Regions from separate parts of the Homo sapiens genome. Here all the other regions are linked to region 1. The links are chromatin contacts, found by Hi-C or POLR2A ChIA-PET in ENCODE. All regions are on one chromosome and are shown on one strand. The core of a region is the stretch at or near the end of the contact, and the rest is flanking DNA. Distances in the headings are between cores, read along the strand shown. Region 1 holds the start of SAPCD2 (suppressor APC domain containing 2). Region 2 holds the start of DNLZ (DNL-type zinc finger). Region 3 holds the start of INPP5E (inositol polyphosphate-5-phosphatase E).

What was found. Hi-C counts contacts between places; a loop is a spot of excess contacts on that map. ChIA-PET counts read pairs that join two places held with the same protein, here RNA polymerase II (POLR2A). Pooled maps may share reads with other maps.
Region 2: a pooled map shows a loop between it and region 1 (6-fold over the local background). The contact joins the promoter of DNLZ here to the promoter of SAPCD2 in region 1. A Hi-C loop is called at or near these places in 1 of 37 single-sample maps with no recorded cell type and 8 of 50 pooled maps. POLR2A ChIA-PET finds 5 or more read pairs at or near these places in 2 of 52 experiments (HEK293 and MCF 10A).
Region 3: a loop to region 1 is called in a pooled map, with 5 times the contacts of the local background. The contact joins the promoter of INPP5E here to the promoter of SAPCD2 in region 1. A Hi-C loop is called at or near these places in 5 of 50 pooled maps. POLR2A ChIA-PET finds 5 or more read pairs at or near these places in 2 of 52 experiments (activated B cell and activated CD4-positive, alpha-beta T cell).

The regions. Positions count from the first base shown.
Region 1 is chr9:137,069,001-137,072,307 of GRCh38, reverse strand. SAPCD2 (suppressor APC domain containing 2) reads left to right here and starts at 1,751. Exons shown (of 6, transcript NM_178448.4): 1 at 1,751-2,418. The coding sequence starts at 1,848. RefSeq lists an enhancer at 610-1,589 and silencers at 1,694-2,103, 2,274-2,323, 2,374-2,423.
Region 2 is chr9:136,362,154-136,365,460 of GRCh38, reverse strand. DNLZ (DNL-type zinc finger) reads left to right here and starts at 1,717. Exons shown (of 3, transcript NM_001080849.3): 1 at 1,717-1,974; 2 at 2,333-2,472; 3 at 3,281-3,307. The coding sequence starts at 1,747. It overlaps CARD9 (caspase recruitment domain family member 9), which reads left to right. Exons shown (of 13, transcript NM_052813.5): 11 at 244-320; 12 at 902-978; 13 at 1,060-1,505. The coding sequence ends at 1,159. LOC124902309 (a long non-coding RNA gene) reads right to left here and starts at 2,092. Exons shown (of 2, transcript XR_007061863.1): 1 at 2,009-2,092. RefSeq lists enhancers at 1-249, 250-1,140 and silencers at 1,352-1,451, 1,482-1,981, 2,082-2,361.
Region 3 is chr9:136,438,047-136,441,353 of GRCh38, reverse strand. It overlaps INPP5E (inositol polyphosphate-5-phosphatase E), which reads left to right and starts at 1,509. Exons shown (of 10, transcript NM_019892.6): 1 at 1,509-2,746. The coding sequence starts at 1,935. SEC16A (SEC16 homolog A, endoplasmic reticulum export factor) reads left to right here. Exons shown (of 32, transcript NM_014866.2): 32 at 1-1,249. RefSeq lists silencers at 1,351-1,550, 1,601-1,780, 1,841-2,330 and enhancers at 1,403-2,036, 2,037-2,671, 2,621-2,730, 2,672-3,305.

The DNA of each region.
Region 1 (3,307 bases), core at 502-3,001:
TGTCCCCTGTGTTTTATCTAACTAGGCTTCAGGGGGAAGGGGACTGGGGCCAGAGCAGAGTTCTGAAGGATGTAGTGCGGTCAGCCTGGAGCAGAGGGGAAGGGCCTTCCTGGTAGAAGAGCCACCAGGCACAGGGGCCTGGAAGTGAGGGAGTGCAGGGACCCCAGGCCTGGCACTGGCGGTGAGGGGTGTGCTGGAAGCAGGGTAGGTGTGGGGATGGGGGGGCGGGGGCTTGCGTGTTGTGCTGGTTTGTTTTGTTTTGTTTTGTTTTTGAGACAAGATCTCGCTCTGTCACCCAGGATGGAGAGCAGTGGCTCAATCACAGCTCACTGCAGCCTCAACCTCTTGGGTTCAAGGGATCCTCCCACCTCAGCCTCCCAAATACCTGGGACCACAGGCATGCACCACCACGCCTGGCTAATTTTTTAAACTTTTTGTAGAAATAGGGTTGCCTTATGTTGCCCAGGCTGGTCTTGAACTCCCCAGCTCAAGTGATCCTCCCGCCTCGGCCTCGTGCTGGGTTTTTGAGCAGACCAGCCATTAAAGGGGAAGCTGGCTTACAGGACCAAGCTCTGATGGGCTGCTCCAGGCTCAGAGCTTCTTATGTCCTTCCAGCATTCCCTACGATGAAGGAGTCCCACTTAGAGTGAGTGACCCAGAAGAGAAGTGGACCCAGGATACTCCCTGGCCTGGGAAGATGCCTCTACAGCTTGAGACACAGGCACCAGTGGCTCAGGCCTGAGGACAGAGACCCAGGTAGGTATGCCAGCTGAGGCCTGCCCAGGAGGGAGGGTGGGAGACCCGCAGAGGGCCAAGGCAAGTCTCGGATTGGGGGCCTGTCTGGGGAGGGTGTTTGCACCCTGAACACCTCCCTGGAACCTAGAGGGTACTACTGGCCAGCCCTGAGATGGGCTCCCAGGGCTAGAACCCAGGCTAAGGCCTGGTCTCACCTCCCATGTGGACAGACCAAATGAAGACAGAGTGACCAGATCCCAGCTGGAAACACAGCAGAGGCAGGGGGACAGGGCTGCGGGAGCCAGGAGAGCAGCTGGAGGAGGTGTCCAGCCAGGGGAAGGAGGAGAGGAGAGCAAGAGGCAGAGGGAGCTGGTCACTAGATGGGGATCTGGGGACACAGGAGAAAGTGGCTTTGTTCTGCAGCAGGCAGGCCAGGCCAGACTGTCCCGAGGGACCAGAGGAGGAGCCAGCAGCAGTGGGGACAGAAAGGCCTCTGTGAGTGGGAAGCGCCCAGCTGGCTGGAGCCTACGATCCTCTTGGGGCCCTCCTGGTGGAAGAGAAGGGGGCCGCAGGGTCACCTGTGCTTGCGGCCAGGGAACTAGAGGGGAAAAGTGGGATCTTTGGAGGGGGTGCCCCCCCCCATTCTTACCCCACGAGGCTACCTGGAGACAGGTTTTTTTGTAGGGTGCCAGGCCCCGCCCCTTGGAGAGGTGGCCGGGGCAGCCAGCCACAGCTGGATCCGAGAAAGCGCCTGGCCGCGGCAGGAGGTTTGGTGGGGCTGGGGCGGGGCAGAAAGGAAGGTCTGCGAGGCCAGAGTGGAGCAGGAGCTGGGGGATCCGGTTCCGCCTGCCCAGGGCCTCCGCGCGCCTCCCAGGGCCACTCGGCAAGAAAAAAAAAAAAAAAATCAAACCTCCTCTCAGCCTATCAGAGAGCAGATGGGACGGGCTCGGCCAATGGCCGCGGCGCATGTTAATGAGGGCTGACGCCGCGAGGAGGGCCCCATTCAAAAGTAGTCGCTATTGTCGCCGTGGGCTGAGCTCGCCGGGCCGGCCCCTCCGTGGGGCCGCGCTGGGACGCACGCGGGTGGACGAGGGGACCGATCCCGGGCGCCCATGGCCGGGGCCGCCATGGCCGAGCGGGGCCGCGTGCCTCCCCCCGCACCCGCGCCCAGCACGGAGGGGCTGCCGCGCGCCTTCCTGCAGAGCCTGCGCACCCTGTTCGACATCCTGGACGACCGGCGGCGCGGCTGCGTGCACCTGCGCGAGATCGAGTCCCGCTGGCAGGGCACCGACGCGCGGGAGCTGCCCCGCGGGGTGCTGGAGGGCTTGCGCCAGGTGGCCCCGGCCAGCGGCTACCTGACCTTCGAGCGCTTCGTGGCCGGCCTGCGCACCTCCCTGCTGAGCGCCGACGGCGGCCCCCGGGACCCCACGCGCGCCCCGGCCCGGCCCGGGGATCAGCCGCCGCCGCCGCCGCAGCGCCTGGTGTTCGCTCCGGCCGACGAGCCGCGGACGGTCCTGGAGAGGAAGCCCCTGCCCCTGGGCGTGCGCGCCCCTCTGGCCGGTCCCAGCGCCGCCGCCCGCAGCCCGGAGCAGCTGTGCGCCCCGGCTGAGGCGGCGCCCTGCCCCGCGGAGCCCGAGCGGTCCCAGAGCGCGGCGCTGGAACCGAGCTCCAGCGCGGACGCAGGTGAGTTCCGGACGGCCCCCGGGCACCCTCGTAGCTCTCCCGGGCCCGGGCCAGAAACCGCAGTCCCACAGCTGCTGCCCGTGCATTTCCCACAAGGGACGGGACCGGGGAGCGGCTCTTCGTGGACTCCGGATCCTGGAGGGCGCCTCGGCGGGTCTGGAGGGAAAGGGCTTCATGCTTGTCGCGGTGAGCCCAGGGGCTTGCTTAGGGAGGCAAGCCAGACCCTCTCCTGCCACAGCATAAGGCCACCAGGGCCGGGGGGTGGCAGGTGACTCAGAAAACCCACCGGGAGCCCAACCTGTACCAAGCCTGAGCTTGGGCTCTCCATCTCCAATACCCTTTCCGCACCTGGGGACACCTGGGCCCTCAGCCTCCTGTCTGTGGCTGCTCAGGCAGAAGTGCTTCCTTCTCAAAGAAAGGGTCCCCCTTCTCAGTGTGACAGCTTAGCCAGGGGGGCTGGGCCCACTGACCCCACTGAGGCCTAGGCAGGCGGGGGCTGCTGCTGGTGGCCCAAGAGGACCTGGCCCTGTTGCCAAGATGGGCAGGGGCGTGGGTGGATCTCCTGCACCCCAGTGGGGCTGTACTATGGCAGATGCCATGGAGGGACATAGGCCGTAGTCCCTGGGGATGGCTGGCACACTCCTCTCCTGCCTTCCGGTCCAGTTGGCAGTGATGGGAGATTGCTGAATGGTCCCCTGTCTCCCCCAACCCAGTGCCTGCCTTGGGAACAGGACCTGTATTATGGCTGGGGTTGGGGGGCCAAGCTCCCAGAGGGGCCCCAGGCCCCACAGCCCATTCGGCCTGTGCACCCGTTCTGCCAGGGGAGGCCTGCCCACCGGTGGCTCCTGCCGGTCCCTGTGCTGCCTGCTGCTCTGCCACCCTCCCTGTA
Region 2 (3,307 bases), core at 468-2,967, 710 kb after region 1:
GTCACTGGCGGGAGCGTTGGGCCTGGGCTGGCATCTGGCGGCCTCCTGGAGCAATGAACAGGCAAGCGAGGCCATAAGGCCTCAGTCTCATCTACAGAAAGCAGAGTCTACACTGGACCCATGTGGGGATCCCACCAGGCCTTGGAAGACAGCCCCACTGCAATGCCGGGGAGGGGTGGGGCAGCCGTGCTATACGTGGCCCAGCAGATGGGCAGGTCCCACAGGCACGACTCTCCTTTCCAGGCTGCCTTGCCGGCGGGGGGAGCCCGAAACAGCCCTTTGCAGCTCTGCACCAGGAGCAGGTTTTGCGGAACCCCCATGTAAGGCTTCCCCGGGGTGGGGTCCTCCCAGCCGTGGGCCTCAGGGTGACCGATCACAGGGAGAGTGGCTCCCTGCCCTGGGCACCCCCTGCGGTGGCCCCGACGACAGCTGAGGAGTGACCACAAGGTCTCTGCCCACAGTGCTCGGGGTGCGGTGTCTGGGCTGCGAAGTGGATCCCCCTTTCTTGGGCACTGCAGCAGCTTGGGGGGCTTTTTGGACGTGGATGTGCCTGGTCCTGGTTTTCCGAGGGCCTTTACAGTGGATGAGGAGGTGAACACAGGAGTCCTGAGAGCAAGCACCACCTCGGGCTTTGTTGTAGAAACAATGGCCCGGACCCCAGGCTGGAGCCGTGGCTTGGCCTCCTGGGTGTGTCTTGGCATCTGAAATGCAGGCTACCCACACCGGCTCACCTCCAGGGGTACAGGCAGGTCCCACAGGGAGAGCTTGGCGCTGAGCTGAGGCTGTCTGGGCTCCTCGCCTCCCAACCAGTCTGCAGTTACAGGGGCCAGTGGGGGGCGGGTGAGAAGGACGGGTTCCCTCAGGGGAGCCGGCCGGAGCCCGAGCCTTCCCCCTTCTCCAGGACGCAGGCCTGAGCAGCGGGGAGCCGCCCGAGAAGGAGCGGCGGCGCCTCAAAGAGAGTTTTGAGAACTACCGCAGGTAGGCGGGCGGCCCCCAGGCTTCTCCAAAACGGGCTGGGGAGCGGCAGCCGGGTCGCGCCTGAGACACCTGTCTTCACAGGAAGCGCGCCCTCAGGAAGATGCAGAAAGGATGGCGGCAGGGGGAGGAGGACCGGGAGAACACCACGGGCAGCGACAACACCGACACTGAGGGCTCCTAGCCGCAGCAGCGCAGGCCCCGACCAGGGCACACCCACCGGCCCGGCCTCCTGCCACCCGGGGGTGCCGACGCCCTGGGGCGCAGACTTCCCCGAGCCGTCGCTGACTTGGCCTGGAACGAGGAATCTGGTGCCCTGAAAGGCCCAGCCGGACTGCCGGGCATTGGGGCCGTTTGTTAAGCGGCACTCATTTTGCGGAGGCCATGCGGGTGCTCACCACCCCCATGCACACGCCATCTGTGTAACTTCAGGATCTGTTCTGTTTCACCATGTAACACACAATACATGCATGCATTGTATTAGTGTTAGAAAACACAGCTGCGTAAATAAACAGCACGGGTGACCCGCATTCCCGCTCGGACACTCGCGCGCAGCCCCGCGGCCGTCCCTCCTCGCTGCGGCCCGCGGTGTCCTCGGGGTGCGAGCTGCACGTGGACGCAGGGCCCCCTCAGGCCGCCAGGGGGCGGCATAGCGCAGCGCGCCCCCGACCCGGAAGACGGAAGCCCAAGAACGCCGCTTCCGCCCGGCGCCCACTTCCAAGATGGCGGCGGGGCGGGGCCGGGGCAGGGCGGACGGAGCCGGCGAGCGGGATGCTGCGGACTGCGCTGCGCGGCGCGCCGAGGTTGCTGAGTCGCGTGCAGCCCCGGGCGCCCTGCCTGAGGCGGCTGTGGGGCCGCGGGGCCCGTCCAGAGGTCGCGGGGAGGCGGCGGGCCTGGGCCTGGGGCTGGCGGCGCTCAAGCTCCGAGCAGGGGCCGGGGCCCGCGGCGGCTCTGGGGCGCGTGGAGGCGGCGCACTACCAGCTCGTCTACACCTGCAAGGTAGGCGCGCGGCGGGACGGAACCGGGGACAGACCCGTATCTGACGCTACACGGCCTGCGGGGAGAAGCGGCCCGCCGGGGATCCGGGAGGCGGCGTGGTCAAGTCACAGGAAGGAGTGGAGCCACCCCTTGGGGCTTCTGGGAGGGAGCGGAGGCGGACCATGAGGAGGGGTGGAGCCGTCCCTGGGGCGGGGCCTTCCCGGGAGAGGGCGAGGTTGGGGGTGGGTGGAGCTATCCCTCGGGGGCGGGGCCTTCTCTGGAGAGGGTGAGGTGGCTGGAGCTACCCCTAGAGGGGCGGGTCTTCCCGGGAGGGGCGTGGCGGCCCTCACAGCCTCACCAGCTACCCTGTCCCAGCCAGGTCTGCGGGACTAGGTCCTCCAAGCGCATCTCCAAGCTGGCCTATCACCAAGGCGTGGTCATTGTGACCTGCCCCGGCTGCCAGAACCACCATATCATCGCTGACAACCTGGGCTGGTTCTCGGACCTGAATGGGAAGAGGTGAGGCCTGTACCCCAGGGCTGGGCCAGAAGGCCACCCAGAAGTACCCTGGCCTCCCTGGGGGAACCTTGCCCTAGTGTTGAGGTTTATAGATCTCACCTGGGAAATCCAGCCACCTTATCAATACAAGACACACAGTTAAATGAGAATTTCCTATAAAGCCCAGATAGCTTTTGAGTTTAAGTATGCCCCAAGTAGGGGGTGCGTTTTTATTTGTTAAATTTTGCCAGCCCTGTGGCCCTGCCTCCCTGCCTCTGCCTGCCCTCTGCCATCACTGGCAGCCTTGTCCCTCTCTAGCGTGGAACTTTTTTGCCCTCTGCCATCTTGGGGTGGCTGGCCCACAGCAAGGCTTGGGGTGTGGACCAGGAGGTGTGGCCTGGGCCCTGGCTGCTGGGAGAGCAGTGGAGGTGGTGCCGGGAGCCTGGTCCGGGCCTTGCCTGGCCGGGAGGTCCTGGGCAGGACAGTAACAGCGACAGCAGGTCTGAGACCAGCATGCCAGGTGCTTGGTGGTACCTGGCCCTTGGAGCTGGGACTGTCCTCCCATCAGACCCGGGGCTGCAGATTCTTCCCTCTGGCACATAGGGGGCAGGAGCAGGAGACTGGGTTCCTGAGGCGGCGCATACCGGCAGAGACACAGGGCTGGTGAGGGCACACAGGCCAGCGTCTGAAGTGCCCGTGTGGCCTGATGCCACAGGAGTGCTGGGCCTGGTGCTTGCAGCTCTGGCCTGGCCATGGGGCGCCCTGAGGGGACTGAAGTGCAGGGCGGCTGGGGGGCCCTGAAGAGCCATGTTGCCTCCCTGCCCCCCAGAAATATCGAAGAGATCCTGACGGCCAG
Region 3 (3,307 bases), core at 260-2,759, 630 kb after region 1:
CTGCCCAGTGAGTCCCGCGCTTCCTTTAAGGTGCTGGGAGCAAAGAGAGGGTGACTGAGGCAGACCCCAACCCCTGCTCTGCACCATCTGGGCCCTCGCCGTGTTTGAACCTGGCTGAATGAGTGGAGGGCGCTGTGTTCTCAATCAGCGCCTCCGAGGAGCCGTGGGGTTCCTTCGGCATTAGTTCACGGTTTTTGAGAGAGGCCTTAGTTACTGCAGTGAATTTCTTTCCTGTTGCAAAGACGCTTCCAGCCTCACTTTACTTTCTGTGGCCTGATGAGGACCATGGGTGATTTTGTGTACCCAAAGCGCTGGGGACTGCCCACCGTGTGGCCCAGTCACTGGGAAGGAGCCCCAGAGAGCCGGCTGTCTGACATGATGGCTCAGGGTGGTCATCCAGGTTGAAAACTGACCGTGTGATGTTTGATTTGGGCTTCATTTCGTGTGTAGGAGCACGGTTAGACTCACTGTTAAGGAAGCTGGATGCACTTCTCTAAAAGGCTGCACTTTCCGTGAGCACTTTTCGTGGTACAATCCACATGACCCACTTTCTCCCCTGGGGGACGTTGGTTCAGAGGTTGGTAGCACTTGGGGAGAGTATCTTAACACAGTTTCTTGACAGCAGCTCTGGAACTTAGTATTTCTGCCCCGAGTTTTGCCACACTGAGACTTTGAGTAGCTCCTGGTGGACTCAACCCTGTTCAACTCAGAGACGGGCCTCCTCTCACTGATGCAAAGCTTTAAGGCTTCTCTGACTGTTCTGAAACTCTTCGTATTCTTGTCAAGTCTAAAGAGACTGAAGAAAAGATTTAAATACTAATAAAAATCAGTAGATAATTTCTGTAGGTTCTGCTGGAGGAATACAAACTGTTTGGTGTTTTAAATTTAAGTGTAGAAATTGTAGAATGTGGAATTAGCACAGATCCTTCCTGGCTTTCTGTTTCACTTGATCATTTAGCCCAGACCACCCAGGATGTTTTCCAAAATGTTCCACAGGCGTGTCCCGCTGGATCCATTTGTCCTTGTCACTTGGAGAAAGGCCAGTCCCTGTGACGGGGCAGCCCTCTCTGTCCCTCGGTCAGCTCGTGTGAATCCTGGGACCTCTTCCGGTCGGCTCTGCCCGCTGTTCTGGGGTCGACTGCCACGACTTTTGATTCAAGAAGCTTCCTCCAGGCGGGAGCGGCTATTTTTCCTAAATGAGAATTGTTACATTGCAAATTGTTGAATAAAATATTTTGCGCTCCTTCAAGCACCTTCACCTGTGGTTCCCTTTGGTTTGCTGGAAGCGAGTGAGTGCAGGTGTCCGCAGGCCTCGGCGCTGTCCTGGACCGCACCCAGGTCCTCTCCGGGGACCTGCACCTGCCTCGCTGGGACCTGCCGGACTGCGGGGCTGCCGGGTTGGGAGGGGCGTGGGAGACCCGTCCGGGTCCGGTGCGGCGCAGTCCTCCGGCCGCCAGGGGCCGCTGTGGGCGGGGCCGGGGCGCGGGGCGGGGACCGGGCGCGGCCCCGCGGCGGCGGTTGCTGGGTCCCGGCCGGGCTGACTCCGCTTCTGGGCGGCCGGGCCTCCGCGAGTACCGGGTCGACTTCGGAGTCTGCGAGCCCAGCCAGGGGTGCCCGCTTCCCACCCCTCTCCCCGAGCGGCGTCCCCGTCGGGGTCGAACCTCCCCCGCGACAGGCGCCCAGCCGCCTGTTCCCCCAGGCCTTGCCTGCGGACCGCCCTGGGAACGGCGTCTGGGAGCCCCGAGGGGCTGGCGGGACTCGGGGCCCGGGCCATGCGGCAGCCGCCCCCGCCCCTCCGCGACCATCCCCGGCCCAAGCGGGAGCCGCAGCGGCGTTTCTGCTCCTCGCTGCGCCGGCGACCCCGGACCCGGCACCCGTGACCCCTCGCGCTGCCTGCGGCCTCGCGCCGAGGCCTGCCCCGGGAGAGACCGTCCATGCCGTCCAAGGCGGAGAATCTGCGGCCCTCCGAGCCGGCCCCGCAGCCGCCGGAAGGGAGGACGCTCCAAGGACAGCTTCCCGGCGCTCCGCCGGCCCAGCGCGCGGGGTCCCCACCCGATGCTCCGGGCTCCGAGAGCCCCGCGCTTGCCTGCAGCACTCCGGCCACGCCCAGCGGCGAGGACCCGCCAGCCCGAGCAGCACCCATCGCCCCGCGGCCCCCCGCCAGGCCTCGACTGGAGCGAGCCCTGTCCCTGGACGACAAGGGCTGGAGGAGGAGGCGTTTTCGAGGCAGCCAGGAGGACCTGGAAGCCCGGAATGGGACCAGTCCCTCCAGGGGCTCAGTGCAGAGCGAGGGCCCCGGGGCCCCCGCCCACAGCTGCTCCCCGCCCTGCCTGAGCACCTCCTTGCAGGAAATCCCCAAGTCCCGCGGGGTCCTGAGCAGTGAGAGAGGGAGCCCGTCCTCGGGGGGTAACCCTCTCTCTGGGGTGGCCAGCAGCTCCCCGAACCTCCCGCACAGAGACGCCGCCGTGGCGGGGAGCTCGCCCAGGCTGCCCAGCCTGCTGCCCCCGCGCCCACCGCCTGCCCTGAGCCTGGACATCGCCTCCGACTCCCTGAGGACAGCAAACAAGGTCGACTCGGATCTTGCAGACTACAAGCTCCGCGCGCAGCCGCTCCTGGTGCGGGCCCACAGCAGCCTGGGCCCCGGCCGGCCGCGGAGCCCCCTGGCCTGCGACGACTGTTCCCTTCGCTCGGCCAAATCCTCCTTCAGCCTCCTGGCGCCCATCCGCAGCAAGGACGTCCGCAGCAGGTAGGGAGGGCCTGGCGGGTGCAGCGCCCGCGCCGCCTTCGTTGTAGTGTTCAGGCTGCTGGAACCTCGTGAGACCGTTCCCATCAGCAGCGTTTAAGATGCCTAACCGGAAAGAACGAAGCGGGTCTCCCGCAGCCACCCCATCTCCCAGCCCCACCCCACAGCAGCGCCCTTCCCAGAACTTTTCCTGTGCGTTTCAGAACCATTCGTGGGCGTGACGTTGTGTTAAGGTAGACAGGATGGCATCCTGCATACAATTACGTATCTGGCGCTTTTTCTTGTTTAGTCTTGGGAAATGTCGTCAATGTATACGATCCGCCCCTTTGGTTGTTTTTGTTTGTTACTCTCTCTGTCGCCCAGGCTGGAGTGCAGCGGCGCGATCCCGGCTCACTGCAACCTCTGCCTCCTGGGTTCAAGGGATCCTCCTGCCGCAGCCTCCTGAGAATCTGGGATTACAGGCGCCCGCCACCACACCCAGCTAAATTTTGTATTTTTAGTAGGGGCGGGGTTTCGCCGTGTTGGCGAGGCTGGTCTCGAACTCCTGGCCTCGGCCTCCCAAAG